Linked DNA regions of Homo sapiens: region 1 is linked to region 2. A link is a contact called in ENCODE Hi-C or POLR2A ChIA-PET data. All regions are on one chromosome and are shown on one strand. The core of a region is the stretch at or near the end of the contact, and the rest is flanking DNA. Distances in the headings are between cores, read along the strand shown. Region 1 overlaps ECT2L (epithelial cell transforming 2 like). Region 2 overlaps CCDC28A (coiled-coil domain containing 28A).

Region 1 (2,700 bases), core at 93-2,592, 49 kb before region 2:
CTAAAAGTAGTGGGTGAAAGCTTGATAAGAAACAGGATATTTACATAGAATAGTTTTTGATTACTTTAAAATTAATCAAATACTTTTAAATTGCTTATTAAATATAAATTAAGTACAAAATACTTAATTAGCTATCTTAACCAAGGGATGTAATCTCCAGCTATGGGACAAATTGATATGCTATGCCCCCCGACGCGATCCACTGAGAACACAGCATCATTTCCGCGCTATTCCTGCCAAGAAGGCATAACCTGAGCGTAATCTTGAGGAACCATCACCCAACCAGAAATCGAGGGTCATTCAACAAAGCAGCAGGCCTGTGCTCTTCAAAAGTATCAAGTCATAAGAGACAAGGAAAACCTGAGCATTTGCTCCACATTGAAGGCAGATCTAGAGACATGGAAACTAAATACAGTAGATAACCCTGGGCTGGATTCTGGACCAAATGGAAAAGGGTGATTATAAAGGACATTGCTGGAGCAATCAGGAATATGGGAATGGAGTCTGCAGGGTGGATGTAGTATTGTATCAGTGCTGATTTCCTGGTAATGCTGGATGTACTTTGATTTTTCAGCAGTGTGTCCTTGTGTTTTAGGAAACACACATTGACACACTTAAGGTAATGGGCATCATGTTCGTAATTTACTCTCAAGTGATTCTAAATAATAAGGCAAAAATGGTAAAATGTTAGCTATTAAACTGTTAACTATTTTTTTTTTTTTTTTTGAGACAGGGCCTGGCTCTGTCACCCAGGCTGGAGGGCAGTGGCGCAATCTCAGTTCACTGCAACCTCTGCCTCCCGGCCTCAAGCAATCCTCCCACCTCAGCCTCCCAAATTGCTGGGGACTCCAGGCATGCACCACCATACCCGGCTAATTTTTTTGTATTTTTAATGGAGATGTGGTTTCACTATGTTGCCCAGGTTGGTTTTGAACTCTTAAGCTCAAGCGATCCGCCTGCCTTGGCCTCCCAAAGTGCTGGGATTACAGGCTTGAGCCACTGCGCCTGGCCATAACTATTAAAATGTTAACTAAATGAGGAAGTCCAGGTGAAAGGGATAAAGACATTATTTGTACTATTCTTGCAACTTTTCTGTAAGTTAAAAATTATTGCAAAATGAAAAGTTTTTTTTAAGTGGCTAAAATTTTTTTTTTAAGTTTGCTTCAGTTCCAAGTTTTAACGATTTATTTTCTGTGTTCTTCCTCCCCTGGCCTTAAGTCACTGCTGTTTTTTTGATCCCTGTCCATGTAGCCTTGTCACATCCTGAGACAAAACAGAGTGGCGTAAAATGAACCTGTTGGCAGGCCGTTGTGAGGAAAGAGACAGAGAGAGAGAATGAGAGTGTGTGTGTGTGTGTGTGTGTGTGTGTGTGTGTGTGTGTGTAAACGGGGGCAAAGAATGGAGCCGGGCCTGTACTGGTAGCATGTAGTATCCACAGACAGAAGTGTCACTTGAGGATCTTGTCAGTATCAACAATAAAGCACAGGTAATAACTGTCATTTCCTTAGAGATTAACATTCAAGCTGAACAAGACTGTGACAATGCCAAGAACAGTTAATTTCTAATGAATTACTGTCCTCATTGCCTGAGTTAGACTTCAGGATCATTTTGCTAGCCTTTGAGATAAGTTTTACTCTCATTTACTTGGAATTATAAAATACAGTAATAAAATAAGAGGCAAAACAGAGATGTTTCCGGCCTCCTTTCCAAAGAAGGGTCTCAGTATCTTTAGATTTTCATGTCTACTACCTTCCCACCTCACAGCATCTATTGTTCCATCCCAGCAGAGCAAAGGAGAATTGAATATGAATTACTTCCAAAAGTAAACCTTGGTTATACATGTTTTATATTTGTTCCTATTCTATGCTGCTACAAGGACACGTTTGAGTATAATGAATCTTAAGAAGAAAGAAAAATGCTTCCGTCACATTAAAAAAAAATACATGATCAGCAGAACTAAGGTAGGGTAGTTTGTAGTAATGACATTGCAGGGCTCATCACATTTTAGTTAATGTTGCAAAGTAAGAAATCTGTGAAGAGAAATAACAACATGTAAGGAGACAGTGAAAAAATGTGTTTTGCTCATTTATTGTGACGAGGATGGTGTCATTTAAATAATTCATGATAATGCTTTGCAGTGTGCCACTGAATGTACAATGTGTACTTTGCAAAAATAACAAAGCTTAGTAATGTGGGACTTGAATTTAATTATCTGCTCTTAAATTTCTGATAAGAAGTAGAAGCTGCCAAAATTGTGATGAAAATGACTAGGAGAACAGCTTGGAGAGAGGCCTGTGGAGGGGAGAGTGGATTTGGCAGAGGTCCCTGTTTTCTGGTTGCCTAGGTAGCACCTCTAAGCCTTGTCGGGTGGCTTCTTTACAAACACTTTTATGGCTTGGTCAGGGTCTGGGTGCTGTTCATACCCCAGTTTCAGTCCCTGGTGCATTTTTTTTTAATTATTTATTTATTTATTTTTGAGCTGGAGTCTTGCTCTGTCACCCAGGCTGGAGTACTGTGGCGTGATCTCTGCTCACTGCAACCTCCACCTTCTGGATTCAAGCGATTCTCCTGTCTCAGCCTCCTGAGCAGCTGGGATTACAGGTGCATGCCACCAAGCCCGGCTAATTTTTGTATTTTAGTGAAGACAGGGTTTCGTCACGTTGGCCAGGCTGGTCTCAAACTCCTGACCTCAGGTGATCC
Region 2 (2,700 bases), core at 103-2,602:
CGTCACTCAATTTTCTATATGAGGTAGAATTCATCACCCCTTGTCTTAGTCTGTTTGGGCTGCTATAACAAACACCATAAACTGGTGGCTTATAAACAATAGAAATTTACCTCTTATAGTTCTACAGGTAGGAAAGTTCAAAATTAAGGAGTCAGCAGATCTGGTGTCTGGGGAGGGCATGAACCACTTCCTGTTCATGAAACAGGAGGGCTTTCTCCCCATGTCCTCACATGGTAGAAGGGGTAGGAGGTTTCTCTTGGGCCTCTTTTATAAGGACATTAATCACATTCTTGCCTGAATCACCTCCCAAAGGCCCCATCTCCTCCTACCATCACCTTCTAAGTTAAGATTTCAATATATGCTTTCTGGGGAGGACATAAACATTTAGACTACAGCATTTTTATCTTACAGAAGGAAACATGTGAATTACAAAAATGTTAACTAAATGGCTCAGTGTTGTTCAGTTATAACCCAAATGCAAATGCTGAACTAAACGAAGCCTTTCTGGTTTCAAATTCGGCGTTCTTTTCACTATACCACTGTTATTCTCCTAAATGTATAGCAAGTTATACTTATTATCTGTTAAGAGGAAAAAAATGTAAAACATGAACTGGTAAAGCCAGACACCGTGGCTCACACTTGTGATCCCAGCACTTGGGGAGGCCAGGGTGGGCGGATCACTTGAGTCCAGGAGTTCAAGACCAGCCTGTACAACATGGTGAAACCCTATCTCTACTAAAAATAAAAAAATTAGCTGGGCGTGGTGGCATGTGCCCATAGTCCCAGCTACTTGGGGGTGCTGAGGCAGGAGGATCGTATGAGTTCAGGAAGTTGAGGCTGCAGTGAGCCCAGATGGCGCCACTGCACTCCAGCCTGGGTGACAAAGTGAGTCCCTGTCTCAAAAAAACAAACCATGAACTGTAAATGGAAATACTTGCAAGACTGAGTAAGACAGACATGAAATAAAAAGATTATAGACTCGAAATAGTGAAAGTATTGGCATACAAGTTCCCTCACATTTACTTATTCAAAAGAGAGAAAAACAGTAGAAATTAACCCTTTTTTGTCAATAGTTAATAGGGAATCTAAAACTAACGTGTGTTGAATTCAATTTTTATTTATTTTTGTTCCAAAAAGGATTTAAAGAGGCAAATTTAATTAACATTTCTCAGTGTAACAATCATACTTTGTGTTATGTGCTAAACAGTGTACCCTCCAAAATTCATGTCTTAGTCCTCACCCCCAGTATCTCAGAATGTGAGTAGATTTGAAGACAGGGGTTTTAAAGAGGTAATTAAGTCACAATGAGGTCATCAGGGTGGGCTCTCATCCAATGTGACTGGCAGGAAAAGCAAAGTTGGACACTTGGCATAGAGGAAGAAGCCATGTGAACACGACGGCTACTACAAACTGAGAGGCCTCAGAAAAAAGCAACCCTGCCACCCTGAGCTCCAACTTTAGCCTCCGGAATTGTGGGAAAATAAATTTCTGTTGTTAAAGCCACCCAGTCTGTGGTACTTTGTTTTGGCAGCCCTGGCAAAGTAATACATATGGCAATGTACTCAATTAGCAGAAATAGCAAATGTCGTTCTGCCTTTAAAAACAAGTAACCGCCACCTGAGTAAATAACACAAAATGTATTAATCATATCAGGAAAGGTCTTTTTCACCACTATCTTCTATATCTTAAGATTTTATTATATCTGTACAGAAGCAAATATTTTGCTTTCAGATTTGCCAGCATCTGTATTCTGAGAATACATGCTTAGATGTAAATACGATAACTTTGTTGGAATACATTTCTTGAAAAAAAAGAGTAAAGTTTTTACAACATGGATGAAACTTGAACATTAAGTAAAATAATCCATTTAGTCCACATACTGCATAATTCCACTGATATGAAATGTCCACAATAGGCAAATCCATAAAGGCAGAAAGTAGATTAGGGGTTGCTAGGGGATGAGGAGAGAATTGAGAGGTCCAGGGTTTCTTTCTGGGGTGGTGAACGTGTTCCGCAATTCAACAGCGATCGGCACAACACTGTGAATACGCTAGCAACCACGTGATTGTATACATTAAAATAGTTCAAAAGGTACATTTTTTCGCAACAAAAATTTTTTTTTAAAGAACAAAGAAAAAGAATTACACTTACATCTGACAGAAGCCTATCCAGATTGGAGTCACTGGCTGTTTTTCTCTTATCCTCAGGAAGTTCCTCTAACTCCCCATAGAGCTCCAAATTCAAGCGAGCTAATTTCTCCTGCATTCCCCGAACATGTTCCATCTGTTCAATGGAACATTCATTTCCTTGGGAACATTCCAGAACATTAATAATGATTAGGACAGTTCAAACTAACAGCATTGAGTAAAAACACTTAAACTCTAGGTGCTCTAAAAGAAACAGGTTTTCTTTCTTCTGTAAATTAGATAATCATTAATATTTTCTGTGTTTAATAACAAATCAAATTTCTGACCAGGAAAACAATGACCCACTTAAGAAATGACCTTGGGTACTAAAGAAAATCATATGGGAAATATTTCAGGCCAGGCGTGGTGGCTCACGCCTGTAATCCCAGTACTTTGGGAGGCTGAAGCTGGTGGATCATGAGGTCAGGAGATCAACACCATCCTGGCCAACATGGTGAAACCTAGTCTCTACTAAAAATACAAAAATTAGCTGGGCATGGTGGTGCGTGCCTGT

The links. Hi-C counts contacts between places; a loop is a spot of excess contacts on that map. ChIA-PET counts read pairs that join two places held with the same protein, here RNA polymerase II (POLR2A).
Region 1: a loop to region 2 is called in a map of HepG2, with 24 times the contacts of the local background. The contact joins two enhancer-like sites. A Hi-C loop is called at or near these places in 1 of 168 maps with a recorded cell type or tissue (HepG2). POLR2A ChIA-PET finds 5 or more read pairs at or near these places in 4 of 52 experiments (HEK293T, IMR-90, WTC11 and 1 more).

What each region holds. Positions count from the first base shown.
Region 1 is chr6:138,833,578-138,836,277 of GRCh38, reverse strand. The region is part of intron 4 of ECT2L (epithelial cell transforming 2 like); the gene reads right to left. Among named protein-coding and RNA genes, the nearest start is that of ECT2L, 39 kb to the right of the region's middle. Within about 2 kb of position 1,342, at least 4 of the 41 ENCODE cell types and tissues checked have a DNase peak (open chromatin) inside an H3K27ac peak, as active enhancers do.
Region 2 is chr6:138,784,833-138,787,532 of GRCh38, reverse strand. It overlaps CCDC28A (coiled-coil domain containing 28A), which reads right to left. Exons shown (of 6, transcript NM_015439.3): 4 at 2,152-2,306. Among named protein-coding and RNA genes, the nearest start is that of ECT2L, 9.9 kb to the left of the region's middle. Within about 2 kb of position 1,352, at least 2 of the 41 ENCODE cell types and tissues checked have a DNase peak (open chromatin) inside an H3K27ac peak, as active enhancers do.